Linked DNA regions of Mus musculus: region 2 is linked to region 1. A link is a loop called in an ENCODE intact Hi-C map of the cell type or tissue named here. Cell type or tissue: left cerebral cortex. All regions are shown on one strand.

Region 1 (8,000 bases):
CTATCTGTCTCCATTTTCCCACTCCTACTTCCTAAGAGTTAAGAAGAATAAGGAGCTTACCCACAGCCACTGTCCCTGGAGAAGGCACGAGAACTCCGCCCGTGTCAAAAATGACTGCTCTGTAGCTTCGGCCTCCAGAATGTGTCCAGCGGAGGCCTCCCTGATGCCTGCCCAGGGGATGGTTCAGGGCCGTGGTCCTCCATGCCCAGTGCAGAGTGGAAGGCTGGAAAAGTCTTCTTACCAACATGGTGAGATGGAGGCTGTGTGGGGAGAAGGTTCAGGGCAGCCTGAGGCACGGCTTCTGTCCAGGGTTAGGGTTAGGTTAGGGTAGGGTATCCCTGAGCTGGGTGTCACCCACAGCTCCCGGCTGAGGTCCAACCAATGCTCAAGCCCCACCCACAGCTGGCTTCAATGACTGTTCACATGGGCCTTCACCCTCAACTGCTATCACCACTGAAAAGGGGGTTTGAGCCCTGACTTTCCTTGTCCCAACTCACCTGCCTCAGCCCTGTCTGTGCTCGCTCCTGAGACCCCAATCTCCTGCCTTCTTCTCTCACTGCAGATGTCTCTTCAGGACCCTGGTGGCTCCCTGCTCCTTCCTCCTTCCTCCCTCATCAGCCAGAGAAATCCTTCAAAGCCGCAGATGTGACCACATCTTAACCCCATTTTGTTTTCATGGTTAGCTTGTTTTTGTTTTGTTTTTGACACAGAGTTTATCCATGTAGCCCTGGCTGTCTTGGAACTCACCCCGTAGACCAGGCTGGTCTCAAACTCAGAGGTCAACCTGCCTCTGCCTTCCAAGTGCTAGGATTAAAGTCCTGCACCACCAGCCTGTCTTATCCCCATTTAAAACCTTCATTGGAAACAGTGTGTGATAGTCCAACTGCAGGAGATAGTAGCTGACCTGGAAAACTTAAAGAACCTGTGTGTTAGTAACCTTTTTCATTGCTGACCCACTCCCTGACAGAGTAGCACAAGGGAAGGATTTGTTCTGGGGCACAGTTTCAGAGAGCTTATTTCGTGGCTGTGCACGCAGCTCCATGCACTTGGCCAGAGCATCATGACAGAAACGAGGTTTGTACTTCAGGGCCAAGCAGGAAGCAGAGAGGGAACATAGGAAACGGCCAGGGCAGGACTCCAGGGCACACACTAGTGACTTGCTTCCTCTAGCTGGTCCGAACCTCTCAGGATGCAACAGCTCCCAACAAAGATATCTCAATACAAATCTGTTGTGGGATCGATCCACTGACTGGGTCCAGAGCCCTGAGAGGTAAACTGTCTCTGGACCCCATCACTAGAACACCAAGTGGTCCGGATTCCTAAATCTGGAGGCCCTCTTATTCAACTATCAGAAAGTAGGCTTTTTGGGGGGGGGCTTGCAGGGCCACACCTATAATCTCAGCACCAGGGAGACAGAGGCGGGGGCGGGGGGGGGGGTCTCAGTGTCTCTGAGCCAGCCTGGGCTACATGAGACCCTATCTCAGACACAGAAACAAAGTCTGAATAGACACAGAAACTGACTAGCAAACAAAACCAAGGCCTAAAACGGGAACTTTTCGTCTTTTTTCTCTTTTATTCTTGAGAAAAAAAAAATCTTGCTCTGTAGCCCAAGCTGTCTCAGGTGCTTGGGTCCAGGCAATCCTCCTGCCTTAGTCTCCTTACATAGCTGGCATGGGAGGGACATATGGACCGCTGTGCCCAGCTAACAAAAGATCAAATAGTAAACCATGAAAATCTCAAGATGTACCGATTCATCAAAATTTGGCTGCGTTTTGTACTTAAAACAAAACAAAACAAACCCCAAACTCCAGACTCATGAGCCTCTCTCAATTTTCGTCTTTCCATGCCGAGGCCAAAGTCTATGAAGGACAACACCCTGATGCGGAGGCAGAGGTTACAGGCTTATGCTGCCACTTCTGTGTTGTGTATCCCTGGGGAATCTGGCCTTTGTGCACACTAGGTAAGCACTCTCTGTCTGTCCCCCTTCTCTCCAGGCCTTGGCACCTGCTGTGCCACCAGACCAGAGCTGTTCCCCTGCTTCACCTGGCTGGTGAATTTCTACTCGCTGTTACACATCAGCCTTGCCCTCTTCTCTGTAGATTTTATTTCTTTTCCCCATTGCTGACTGTGGCAGTTTTGTGGTGGGCTCCCACCCCCAATGGCCCTTTTTCATAACTGTAGTGGAGTATTTAACCTCTACAAACACTAACTGTTCTCCTAACTGCTTCTATGGTAAGCCCCACAAGACAAGGATTGTGTTGTCTTTTAGACAGCCATCTCTTGGGGCTCGGTGCTAGAATCAGAACAGCACCTCAGGCTAGATGACCTGAAGGATGAGAAACTGGATAGATCAGAAAATAGCATGGAGTCCTGAGGATGCATGGCTGTATCCCTAGCACATGAGAGGCAGAGGCAGGGCAGCCTTGAATGTCCAAGCTAGCCCAGGCTAGCCAGCAAGAAAAGGGAGAGAGGGTGCAGGGAGGGAAGAGCCATGTTTGAGTGGCTGACATCCAGGAAGAGCTGTGACTCCTTGTCCCCTCCTGGTTAGCAATGCTAGTTTCCTGGGACTGGCATCTTCTATACCACAGAGCATCTTTGTTTTCTCCTTGTCAATCAGAATGAGGTTAGACTAATGTAGGCTTCCTGCCTCGATCATATTTCATAAACATCTACATGGTGTATAGTTTTATATTACAGACATGGTGTAGTAAAGACATAACAGATCTTGTGTTTGACTGGTTTCCAAGCGTGACTCTGCTATCCATTGACAGTGAGGTCCTATGTATGTTACCCTCTCTGAGCCACAGCTTCCTCCTCTGTAAAATGGGGATAATTTCAGTACCTATTGCAAAGGTGGGGGGGGGGGGTAACCATTGCCTAAGGTAAAGAATGTAGAGCTATCAAGTTAGTGTGTGTCACACTATTTAGGGTTACCTAACACGTGACTTGGGGGTGTGCCTCAGCAGAATGGCTTGTTCTTAGCACGATGAAGACTCTAGGTCAATCTCAGCACCATAAACTAGTGTCTGACACAGTCAGATGATCTACACTCTGTGGATGGCTTGTCCACTTTCATATATGCCCATTTTTCCCCATGAGGGGTATGATTTGGTGATATCTATGCTTTTTTTGGTGGTCACCACCAGGTGACAGTACCACTGAGGTCTATGGTTCACAGACACACATACACGCACCCCAAAAGGGTTATAGAAAGTGAAAGTTGAGCAGAAGTTGGGAAATCTTGGCATTAAAAGGCTTTAAGACATATTACATAGAAAATAGTATAAACACCTCTATATATTGTATGTTCCTGTTACAGGTACCATTTGTATCCATGGCCTCTCCCAGACCTCTTACACTATAGCATGTACACAATATTGTCCTTCCTGACATGTCATATTTTTTCTCCATATATGCACTAATCTTACCTGGCCTTTCTTCCTTTCTTTCTCCCTTTCTTTCTTTCTTTTCTCCTTCCTTTCTTTCTTTCCTTCTTTCTTTCTCTTATGTGTGTGTGTGTCCTGAACATTGTTTCGATTATATCGTGTGTATGTGTGTGTGTATTTTAGACACTGAACCCAGAGCCTATACCTAAAGCATTCTAACCCTTAAGTGCATTCCTCAGTGTGTGTGCTCACTATAGCACCTGCACAGAGGACAATCTTGAGTTAGTTCTATCCTGCCATCTTGTGAAGCACAAAGCCTTCAGCAGAAGCCTGGAAGTAACCCTGGCACTGATGAGGTGGAAAAGGCAGGAGGGTCAGAAGTTCAAGGACATCTGATTCCAATACGTAGAGAACATAGATTATCTTTTCTCCAATATATAGGGTTCTCAGTATCTTGGGCTACTCAAGACCTTGTCTCAGAACAACTCAAAACCTCAAAACAACTAAACAATGGCCAGACGGTGGTAGGGCAGGGCTGTATCCCACAACTCCAGAGGCTTAGGCAGGCAGATCTCTGAGTTCGAGGACAGCCTGGTCTACAGAGTGAGTTCTAGGACAGCTAGGCGTACTTGGAGCAACTCTGACTTGGAGAAGAAAACAACAAAAACAAACAAAAAATAAAACAAAACCAAACACATCCAAACCACAAAACCAAATTTAACCATGACCTATAGGCTTCCCAGCGTATCCCTGTCTCTTACACAGCGTTTTGTATCACACAACCGAGTGGTTATGCAATAACTAGCTCAGGATCGCACGAGTGCTGAAGCTTGTCCTGTCTGGGGCTGTTTTCTGTGTCCGCAAAAATAATCATCCCACGCAGCCCCGCAGTGCCCGGCTCTCAGTGGATTATCTGTGAAGTCATTGCGCTCCTAGCCAGCCCCTCGCCATACCTGCAGAAAGTTACAACCCTGAGGTCGAAGACCCAGGAAGCCTCAGAGTCTCTGCGGACCCATAGACTCTCGGTGAGCCCTGCGGGAAAACTAAGGAGGACAAACGTAGAGAGGGGTCAAACGCAAAATAGGAGCCAGGCGTCTTTGCGTGCTCTGCGCACGCTCCTCGGACCCTGTCCAGACGGTCAGCCAAGGGGGCAGAAGCAGCTGTCGAAAGCGCATGCGCGCCCGGGGCCTCGCCCCTTTCCGCGTGCGCGTGCGCGACCCGGCGGGTCAGAGACGGCGGCCGACAGGCGGAAGCGGAGGTTGTTGTGGCTCGGCAGGCTGCGCGCGACGGGGGCTGCCGCTGCTGAGGCGGCGGCCGCGGCTTCTGAGGCGGTGGCGGCGCTGCCGACCGCGGGCCGCTCGGCCTCTGGGCTCGGGCCGCAGCCTTCCGTCAGCCCACCGGGGCCCACGCCGAGCAGCGCCTGTCCTATGAGTGTGTCACTGGTGGTCATCCGACTGGAGCTCGCGGGTCACTCGCCGGTCCCCACCGACTTCGGCTTCAGCGCCGCCGGTGAGTCGGCGGCCTCGCGCCGGGCCGGAGGGTCGGCAGCCCTCGCTCCACCGGCCCCCGGACTTGCCGGGCGCCTCTGCTCGACGTCGCCCTCGCTGCGAGAAAGCGCGGCCCAGGGCGCGGGGGCGATGCTGTGCGCCTTTCCCAAGCTGGCAGTCAGACAGACCGGTGGGGAAAGGATTTGCCCAAAGTTAGGTGTGAGTGGCTGGAAACGCGAGTTTTAGCCCAGCCGGGGACCGAGAGGCTGACGTCTTCACCACCGGCCACAGACTTCCTTAGTGGGTCATGCAGCTTCGGCTCTTCCCGTGATCGTCACAACCTTACCTGATAGCATTGAGGATCCTGAAGTGAAGGCAGGAGGACAGGCAACCAGAAGCCAGGCAGGGTTGGGGGGGGGGGGCGGAAACCTGTCTCAAAAGACCGACGAGAAAAAGGTGTGTGTGGGAGGGCGATTGCTTGGTATCTGTCAAGAGTTTTGTCATGCCCTGAATCAGACTTGGTCTGATATGTGCCATACGGACTAAATGTCCCAAGTTGATGGAAAAGAGAAACGGACACTTAGTTTGGAGAGCTGGGCTGGCGCTCGTTCTCGGAAGGATGGCATCCTGGACACTCTGTGGGTCCATTCTTTGGAGCTGCAGTAGAAGAGTGTGTTGTGGTCTTTCTTGGTCTTTGAGACTCCAGTGACTTGATTTATTTCAAGGTTACAAGCGAAATTCCAGAGCTCAAAGTGACCCCTAGATCTGAAAGTCAGTTAAGTTGGCACTAGGCACAAACAGGTAACTTCATCCTGGCCCAGTCCTGGAGACATTTATGCAGTAAAGCCTAGGGGGAGAGTACCTACTGTGTGCTTAGATGTGTGGATCGGGTGCTGAGAACTCCTACTGTGTGCTTGGTTGTGTGGGTTGAGTGCCGTACTGGACAGGCCTGGTGCCTGCCTCAGAACTGATGTTAAGGAATTTCGGTCACATCTCCGGGTTTCTGAAATGCTGCTTATTCATTAATAAGTAGAGGGACAGAGGCAGACACTGGAAAAGAGCCTCATCCAGGGGGACACGCCATAGAGGAGCAGGAAAGCTATTGATTGATGTGCCAAGAAGTGAGAGGAATTTGTTCTGTCATTAGGTATTAATCTTTCATGTGTTCTCCAGCTGGAGAGATGTCTGATGAGGAGATCAAAAAGAAGACATTGGCTTCCGCTGTCGCCTGTCTAGAAGGGAAGTCAGCCGGGGAGAAAGCAGCCATCATCCACCAGCACCTTGGCCGTCGGGAAATGACGGATGTGATTATTGAGACCATGAAGGCCAGAGCAGGTATGCCCACAGGAAGCCTGGCCGCGCTCAAGTACTCTGAGCCCCTGGCTGGTTTTTGTTTTTTGGTTTTTGTTTGTTTGGTTTGGTTTGGTGTTTTTTGCGGTTGATGAGCAGCTGAGGCTGGGTACATTTGTTAATGAGTATGGCCTTGAAGTAATCTTGCTACGTTCACCTCCTGAGTGGTGGGATCATGTGTATGCATCCGTATGTCCAGTTTGCATCCTGCTGGGCACAGACCCAGGGCTTCATACATGTAAGGCTAGCGCTCTCCCAACTGAGGTATAGTTCCAGCATGCTTTTTCCCCCCAGCACTTGTGTTCTTTATGTGATTTGTGAAGCATATTTCATTGTCTTTTTTGAAAGGGTTATGTAAACCCTGGAGTTTGGAAACATACCCCAAGACCCTGTTTTAAGAGAGTAATACAGGAGAAACTAGATTGGTTGTCACAAAGTGGGCTCTTCCCTCTGGTGGGAATGCTTATAACTACTAACTCTGCTCCAGTGGAGCAGTTCCCGGGGAAGCCTGCTGCCCCGTCCCTGCCCTACCGGCCTACACAGCTGAGGAAGTGGATGCTTTCTGCATCTATAGCATAGGTGTGGTCACAACTGGAAGGTTCAGTTTTCAGAGAGCCCTGACTTGTCACCGAGGAGCCAGTGGTGAATGTTGCCTGCTTGTGTTGGGGTGCTGCTGGATGTGGGAGGAGCTTCTGTTGGGTTTTGAGAGTGTTAAGGGATTTATTATTATTATTAAATTTTATTTATTTACATTCCAAATATTGCCCTCCCACCCACACCCACACCCCCATTGTTAAGAGATTTTTTTACAAGGGTATGAGGAGATGTTTTTACGCAAAGAGAGCTGTACATGTTCTTGAGAGACTCCCAAACCGAACAGTTCAACAGTATGGTTTGTTGGGTTTTGTGACAGGGTCTCTTACATCTGCAGCTTTCCTGCTTCAGCCTCCTGGTGCTGGGATTACAGGCGTGAGCCATCATAACCAGCAGGGATGTGGTTCTTAATGCAATGTTGTAGTTTCTCTGTCACAATTTCCCTTGCACTTGAAATTCTAACTTTCTTAGGCTCCTTAGGCTTATTTCCAGCTGTTTGTGATCTGCTAATTTTCACTTTGTAAGATGAAGTGAGAGACACAGTGGAAGAAAAGAAGCCTTCAGCAGCCCCTGTCTCTGCACAGAGAAGTAGAGAACAGAGTGAGTCTGTGAACACAGCCCCAGAGTCTCCATCCAAACAGCTCCCAGACCAGATTTCCTTCTTCAGTGGCAACCCTTCTGTTGAAATAGTCCACGGCATTATGCACCTGTACAAGACAAAGTAAGCCCAGCTCGCTTCCTTCAGACTGCTCTGATTTTTGCTTTGAGTAGGGAGAAAACTCTGTGCCCGAAATGAGGTCAAAGGCTAAAGCTTTGACAACAAACATACTGCCCTTAGGTACTGTGGACTACAGAGTTCTGAGTGTTGTGCGTTTGACAGTGTAGATTGGGCCAAAGCTCTCCTTACTCAATAATAAACATGTAGATGCACGTCAGAAATGCTTGGGAAATAATCTATTAACCGTTAGGCATGGGTATTGATTGGGGTGGGGACTGAAAACAAAAGGAGTCAAAGCACCTTGTGCTTATGTCTGTACTAAACCGCAGGAGCCAGGTGATAGTAATTGACATGCCTGTTTTCGTGACTTCTTTATTTTGTTTTAGGGTTTTTGATGGTTTGTTTGTTTGTTTGTTTGTTTGAGACAAGGTCTGTAAAGGTGTGCACCATTAGGCCTGGCTTTTA
Region 2 (8,000 bases), 120 kb after region 1:
ACCTTATTTGTTAATGTTTTGATGAAATACAGAACTATCTAAACATTTAAGAGTTGGCATACCTGATAGGAATGTGCATGCCATTTGTGGATTTTTTGGAGTAGTTTTTATTATCTATAATGTAGTTTGTTTTGTGGCTACTAGACAGTATAACACTGTATCTGTCATTGGCGCGTATAGGGTGACAGCATGTCCTGAGCTGTTTCATCCTCTCATACTCATTTGGCCTAAGACACTCCACAGACAGACAGAATGGAAACTTGAAAGACACTGGGTGATGAGGCAGTGGGCATAGTTCATGAGAAAGACCCTGAGTTAGTGCAGATTCCTTCATTAACTGTGATGATTCCATTCTGCGTACTTCAGGGAAGAACTTAGGGTGATTTGTAATGTCAGAAATGAGCAAGAGTCAGGTGACGAAAGTCATCAGAGAACTGCTTACAAACACAGCACAGACAACCTTTGATTTCTGAGAGTAGGTATTAGAGTGTAGCAGCTTGGAGCTTTAAGTAGGAAGGAAGGCATTTTGTGTAGTGTCCCCAGTCAGTTGAATACAGATTATAGGTGAGTATAGAAATCTGGAAGATGGGACAGCAGAAGCGAATCATTTAGAAATATGGTAGCTGACAGGGAAAAAGAGTGGACAGCAGATTCAGGGTTGAAGTTTAGAGCACCGCAAGCTGGGTGAGGCAAGTGCCTCATGCTGAGCAGTCAGGCTCCATAGGCAGTCTGAGCCAGCCTGGGTTGTGTGAGACCTCGTGTAAAGAAAGGGAGTGAAGTATGTCAGCCATGTAAGAGCAGAATTCCTCTCCAAGGAAACACTCTTGAGTAGTTCTCCTGCTTAGTAACGATGGTGACATTTCTTTGCTCACTGAGTGAAGATTTTCAGTTGTTTATGAATAGAATTTTCAAGTTAAAAACGTGAAGGGGGCTGAGAAATGTATGATACTCCAGTGAGTGGAGCCCCCTAGACTACTGGAGAGGAACCCTGGACTGTTGACTAATTACCAGGGACATTGCTGACCGGGGCGGGGGGGGGGGGGGGGGTTGTCCGTGCCCTGATGTCAGGTTTGGGCCCCGAGGCTTACAGGCCCCTGTGGTGTACAGGCAGTAGATAGACGGGGCCATTCATTCCTGTGCATCAGGATGAGATTCTTTTAAGCATTCGAGAAAGCAATAGAAGTAAGCTCTCATTTCTACCTGAACAGGATGTGGCTAGTGACCTTTGAAACTGATATTTCAGTTCAGATATAGGCCTGAGGAAGCTCAGGTGAGAGTAGGAGAAGAGCCTGGACAGTGGCGTTAGAGGCTGCTGTTTGTGTTTATTGTTTGGGCCTGCCTTCCCGAGCAGGAGTCAGTGTGTTTATTGAGGGGGTTATCTGTGTGTGGGACATTTTCTTCACAAGTGATGGCTGACAACAGCTGAAGAAGTAGGCATACTAGGCAGAGTCTTAACTGTCTTCTTCAGTAGTATGTGTAGATCCTAATTAACCCTTTGGGAACGTGGATTCATTTCAACAGACTTAATTTTAAGGAGGTTAAAGTAAAATGTGAATTTGTGTCAGTTAAGTTGTACTAAAACTTATCACAAATCAAATGACTGTCCTCAAAGGGTTAAATGTACAAGAAATCATTTTTGTCATTTTACTTTTTTTTCTGTTTACTTTTTCCCTCATTTTTTTCTTTAGTTTTTATACTTTCCTTCATATCATTTGTTCTGTCAGGTGTTCCCTGGCCATCGCCTTGCCCATCTCCTTCCTCTCGCCCACCTTCTCGCTACCAGTCAGGTCCCAACTCTCTTCCACCTCGGGCAGCCACCCCTACACGGCCGCCCTCCAGGCCCCCCTCGAGGCCCTCCAGACCCCCGTCTCACCCCTCTGCTCATGGTTCTCCAGCTCCTGTCTCTACTATGCCTAAACGCATGTCTTCAGAAGGTACAATACCACGATTTGTTCATGTTTTTGTTTGTCTTTGTTTAGCTCCTTTGTGAGGTTATGATTACAAAATAGTTTCCTCTTCATTATTTAATAACCTATAATTTTTGTGTTTTAACTTTAGTTTATTAAAGCTATTTCTAATAACCTTTTGTTCACTAGATTAAAATTTGATAAGTGCTATGTATAAAGCCCTGCACTGCCCTGCATATAGAGATGGGCTCCGACCTGTCTGGTAATAGTACTCCTGTGCAGCCCAGGAAGGTCTCGGCCTGGACAGTAACAGTGATGAACTGGGCATTTCTGCTCCTGGAGGTGGGTGGGGTTATGGAGGCTGCCACATTCAGCTCCTTGGTAATGGTGCCAGCGAACCTTCCTGTTGGCCAAAGGCAGGAGTACTATTTTGGGGTTCTTAGTGATCCATGACATCCCTTGTAGTGGCCTTGTACGTCTGCCCTCAGGTAACAGTAGTATTTAGAGTGCCTGAGGAATTACTAATTTAATTGAATAATTATTTTAAATTAGTTTTATAATATCACTGTAGTGGAAGGCTGCTTTAATCTGTGGGGAGACCTTTATTTAAAGTTTATCAATTACAAAACAGGTATAGATTTGAGCCTTTTCTGTCTTTTTGGCTCATGCCAAATTGTGTGTATTTGTTGCTGAATTCACCATTGTTGCATGTCATATACTTTGATTAGTGGCACATGCCTATAATCCCAGTGCCCAGGCCACAGGCAAGAGGATTGCTGAAAGTTGAGGTCAGTTTGTCTCATATATAATGAGTTCTAAGGCTGCCAGGACTATATGGTGAGACCCTATCCCAGCCACCCTGACACCCTGCCCGAAAAAGGTAGCATTCTGATTTAATGCAGGTTGTAAGTTCTAAGTAACAATGTCCTTTGTTCAGAGCATTTGTGTTTATATTCTAATCACCTTGTCTTGGTAAAATCATAGTGAATATAACTGATCAAGACCATTAAAGTTTTCTAAAGAAGGTGTTTGGGAATAAACTATATTGGCTACTGTTAAATTTTTGCCCACACAGAAGGGAATTCAAGGCAGAAGAATACAATGTTGCAAAGGCAGATGTCACAGACTTTCAATGCGTGCCTCTCTGGTGACTCCTAGCAGCAACAGGGAGCTGTTGCAGACGTTTGGGTGGAGGTGCTTATTCCTCGAATGTGTCAGAAAGCATTGCATTGTAGTCAGATGAAAGGGCTGCTTTTGGACTGCCCAGAAAGCGTGCCATGGGAAAAGTGCAAAAAGAGAAGTGACTCCACAAAGATGACTTCACACACACACACACCAGCACATACAAACCCAGTCCATACCACACATATCCTATAGTAATGAATACATTTTAAACATTAAATAAGGGGAAATTCTAACATGAGTTAGCATTTCCTCAGAGCACATGTCTGACTGTGTTCCCACTGAGGACACAGCAGAGAGCATGTGCTAGGGTCCTCATCATGGCCTCTGAGAGGAGGGGTAGTTCTGGACTTGTGTGCTACAGGCTGTATTCCCAGAAGTCCCCATGGGTGGCAGAGACAGTGATGGTGACTGTCGTCAGCTCTCACAGTGCAGCTTTCTGCAGACTTTCCTTGTTCTGCTCTTACAAGCCAACCACGCACATGTGAGGACGGCTTGGGCAAAAGATGGAGAGGAGATCTGAGGTTGCTGCTTAAATTCCTTTTTCCCCTGGGGCCCTGAAGGATGTAGCTCAGAGATAGAACACTAGCCTAACAAGTATGGGCTCCCAAGTTTGGTTCCTATCAAAAAAAAAAAAAGGTTTTTGTCTCATTTTGGAAATAGTAAAATCTGTTAGAAAGATAAACTGATAATATCCCATCATGCATCTGTGCTTCCTACGAAAACGTTATTATAACTTATTTTTAAATGCATGTAGTTAAACACTGTTGGGCCATGTTGTTATATTTCTCACCATCAAGTTTATTTCCTCCTTGCTTTAAAAGTAAAAGGAAATAAGGCTGGAAAGATGGGTCAGCTGTCAGACAGCTTTCTGCTTTCCAGAGGAACTCAGGTGCACACCCTCACACAGACACATACACACAATATAATTAAAAGTAAAACAAATTGTAAAAGGGGAAAATAAAACATACTGACATAATTGACATACCACAAAAGAATTCTTAGTGTGGCCAGAAATCAATAACAGTGTGATTCATATTCTAACCAATGAAAACCTGCTAAGGAAATAAGAGTTATATCTGTATCTAGTAGGAAAAGCAGTAAGGTGGGCACCGCAGGACTGATGTGATATCCTGTGGCATCCTTCTGTCTTCCTCAGGACCCCCAAGGATGTCTCCAAAGGCACAGCGCCACCCTCGGAATCACAGAGTCTCTGCTGGGAGAGGCTCCATGTCTAGTGGCCTAGAATTTGTATCCCACAATCCCCCAAGTGAAGCAGCTGCTCCTCCAGTGGCAAGGACCAGTCCTGCAGGGGGAACGTGGTCCTCAGTGGTCAGTGGGGGTAGGTATGACACTGCAGAGCTGAAGATCTGAGATTAAATACAGATTAAATGTGGTGGCATAAGCAGCTGTTGCCAGTTACCATGGTTATCAAGACACGAGTTGAAGGAACTGTCCCATCCCTCTGGAACTCTGACCCTGTATACATTTTGTAAACCTGCTTAGGTTTCTTACTGCTGCGGGTTTCCATGGCATCCGTGTGTGGAGTAAACAGATAGTCGCTTGGTGCTCCTCAAGGAGTAGTCTGCGCCAGGAGAGGCTCAGCTTTTGTTATGAGTCTCTGACCGTCAGCAGCTGCAGCCAAGGTCCTGCTTGGAGCAGATTTGGAATTAGGCCAGACTGCTTGGGCTGCTGAGTTGGTCTTGTTGGTCTGTAGTGCTTCCTCCCGGGAGTCCAGAGCTAGAGCTTGTGCCTGTTCTTTTGGCCTTACCAGGAAAAGGTCTTTAAGCTTAAAAAACTAGACAGACAGTGCGCTCACCCCTGTAAGGTGTGCAGTTGTAGTGATTGTCCTGTAAATTTCTTTGTGCTATTCTTCTTAGCCTTTTAAACTGAAGATTAACAAGAAAAGAAGCTTGAGGCGTTTTAACCCTATTATAAATAAGCAACCTTTTATAAATACAAGAATAGAGACAGTTGAGGGATATAGTGAGAATCGTGTTACGGGGTTGGTCTTTCCATGGAAAGTTAGAGTTGTGAACAGTTTCCTTCTATAATGTTTGATTGAACCATTTTCATTGACCCCTTTAGTCTGAAGCCTGCAAATAGGTTTTTATTGGATTAGGAAGCATTAAGCAGTTGTGTGGAAGGCGTTCATTCTGTGTTACGTACCCCTTGAGGCTAGGTGCGTCCTAATTTCCTTCAGCACTGGCGGTGGATCTTTATATTGCAAGTAAAAGCACATAGGCTTGGCAGCAAGCTACCATCAATTTTATTTCGTGTATTGATGGAAGGAGAGGAGAGAGGCATGGTAGAGATCTCTCACCTTGAATAAATGTTACACTTTGAATGTCGTCTTTTTTTTTAACTTAAGTATGCTTTGGCTTGCCATTGAACTTGACTCAAATACTTAAAAGTTCACTCATTTAATTAGGAGGGAAACCACGGTGGTACTTAGAGATTGTTGACTTCTGCCATAAGATACTTCTGAGAATTTAATGAGTATCTTTTTGCTTCTAGTTCCAAGGTTATCTCCCAAAACTCACAGACCCAGGTCTCCCAGGCAGAGCAGCATTGGAAACTCTCCCAGCGGGCCTGTGCTTGCTTCTCCCCAAGCTGGCATCATCCCTGCAGAAGCCGTTTCCATGCCTGTTCCCGCCGCATCTCCGACTCCTGCCAGCCCTGCATCCAACAGAGCACTGACCCCATCTATTGAGGGTATGCAACCAACACCTTTCCTGTTGTAATCCATGCATGGCCAAGAGTTGTGTTCTCAATACACAGTGATGCTTTTGTGGATGCAAGATTCTGTCTCTGGTAGAACTATTCCATGTATATTAACTAATGTCTGGCATCAGAGGCTCTGGCCTGTCCTAGTATGACGTGCCTGTTGTATGAGCATGGTTATTGAATTTTGATGTGATGACTAACAGGGAATAAACTCAGTTTAATGAAACCCATTTTCCCCTAAGCCAGAAGGTTAGAAGTGTTTGGTATTTACTCACACTATTGTCCTAATTTCTGTCTAATACTAGTTTTTTGCTTTTTTAAACTTGTTTTCTAGCAAAAGATTCCAGGCTTCAAGATCAGAGGCAGAACTCTCCTGCAGGGAGTAAAGAAAATGTTAAAGCAAGTGAAACATCACCTAGCTTTTCAAAAGCTGACAACAAAGGTTAGAGTTTGTTAAAGTTTTTTTTTTTTTAAAAGATTTATTTGTTTATTATATGTAAGTACACTGTAGCTGTCTTCAGACACTCCAGAAGAGGGAGTCAGATCTCGTTACAGATGGTTGTGAGCCACCATGTGGTTGCTGGGATTTGGACTCTGGACCTTCGGATGAGCAGTCGGTGCTCTTACCCACTGAGCCATCTCTCCAGCCCTTGTTAAAGTTTTTAGACACAATTATAGAAATAGCAAAGTGTTTAGCCAGACAGATACTTGCATTGCTAGTCTTTACGTGATAGATCTGTCTTCATTTCTTATTTATCTCTTCCCCTCAGCCCCAGTGCTGAGATTAAAGATGTTATAGAGGTGCACCAACACTCCTGGCCTCTGTTCTCATTTCTAACATTCCATATTTAACAATTTTAAGTTTAAAGGTAAAAGTAAATTGGAATCTAACAGGTTTTGGTTTTACAGGTATGTCACCAGTTGTTTCTGAACACAGAAAACAGATTGATGACTTAAAGAAGTTTAAGAATGATTTTAGGGTAAGTTCTTTATCGACTGGTTAGAATTAAAAAAGAAATAGCAAACATAATGATTTTTATGGCCAGTTCACAAAAGTACACTATTAAAACACACGCACACACATACGCTCTTGTCTTAAGTCATTTGTACAGCAAGCTAAACTTCTTTTCAGTTGTTTTTCATGCATATGAGTGTTTGCATTATGTATTTGGGCTATGGGTCTGCCTGGTGTCCTTTGAAACCAGCAGAGGGCATAGGATTTCCTGGATCTGAAGTTGCAGATCGTCATGAGCTACCATGTAGGTTCTGGGAACTGAGCTCAGGTCCTCTGGAAAAGCAGCCAGTGCTCTTAACCACTAATGTCTTTCTCCAGCCCACAGGGTTTGAGAGAGTGTGTGTGTATGTGTGTGTGTGTGTCTCTAGTCTTGTTTGTCTGTGAGTAGGTATGTACATAGTACTTCAAGTGCCCTCTGAGGGCAGAAGAAATTGTTATCATTTGGAAATGGGGTTAAGGCAATGGTGAACCGCCTGATGTGGGTGTTAGAAATTGAATTTAGATTCTCTGGAAGAGCAATAAATACTGTTAACCACTGAGCCATCTCCTCAGCCCCTTGACAATTACTCTTAAAGATGTCTTTGTCTGTTCTAAGTACAATAACTTAAGATCACAAGGTTTTTGTTTGTTTTTTGGTGTGTGTATGTGTGTGTGTGTGTGTAACAAGACTGCAGGTAACAAAGGATATGATCTTATTTTGGAAACTGACACACTAGAGCTCACTGCTCAGTAGTTCTAAAGTTGAAGACTGACCACGTCAGTGCTTGTAGTGTGTGCAGTAGAAGATGAAATGTGTCCTGAGTTAGCTCACCTTCCAATCTGTGAGTAAATTCATTCACTTGTTCATTCATCCTTTTTGGTGTTGAGGATTGAAGCCAGGGCTAAATTCCCTTGGTGGGCGTATTCCTGTAACCTCACTTCATATCCTAAGACAAGCTTCCAAGCCCTCCTTGGTTACTCTGTCATTCTTCCACACAAAATTTACAAGGAGCTTTAGATACTACGTTAGCTTATATAACTTTTAAAAATGACTTCTTTGTTTTTATTTTATGTGCATTGATGTTTTCCCTGTAAGTATGTAAGTATGTAAGTATGTATGTATGTATGTATGTATGTATGTGTGAGGATGCCAAATCCTCAGAATTGTTGTTATAAGCATACGTGAGCAG

Evidence for each region. A loop is a pair of places that touch in the nucleus more often than their neighbours do. Peaks named below come from ENCODE experiments on the same cell type or tissue, not always from the same donor. Only the 100,000 strongest peaks of a DNase experiment are listed, where the experiment ranks them.
Region 2: a loop joins it to region 1, with 2.6 times the contacts of the local background. A loop is called at or near these places in 2 of 42 quality-filtered maps.

The regions. Positions count from the first base shown.
Region 1 is chr5:121,655,954-121,663,953 of GRCm38, forward strand. Acad10 (acyl-Coenzyme A dehydrogenase family, member 10) reads right to left here and starts at 4,557. Exons shown (of 21, transcript NM_028037.4): 1 at 4,340-4,557; 2 at 61-260. The coding sequence starts at 247. It overlaps Brap (BRCA1 associated protein), which reads left to right and starts at 4,610. Exons shown (of 12, transcript NM_028227.3): 1 at 4,610-4,895; 2 at 6,047-6,208; 3 at 7,343-7,538. The coding sequence starts at 4,814. In left cerebral cortex, no CTCF peak of the experiment used is centred here; DNase peaks (open chromatin) are centred at 4,576 and 5,026; H3K4me3 peaks cover 2,305 bases; H3K27ac peaks cover 1,465 bases.
Region 2 is chr5:121,779,609-121,787,608 of GRCm38, forward strand. Atxn2 (ataxin 2) reads left to right here. Exons shown (of 25, transcript NM_009125.2): 10 at 1,725-1,934; 11 at 4,249-4,431; 12 at 5,607-5,804; 13 at 6,151-6,258; 14 at 6,726-6,796. Among named protein-coding and RNA genes, the nearest start is that of Mir7031, 36 kb to the right of the region's middle. In left cerebral cortex, CTCF peaks have their summits at 3,061, 4,392 and 6,416; DNase peaks (open chromatin) are centred at 3,076 and 4,759.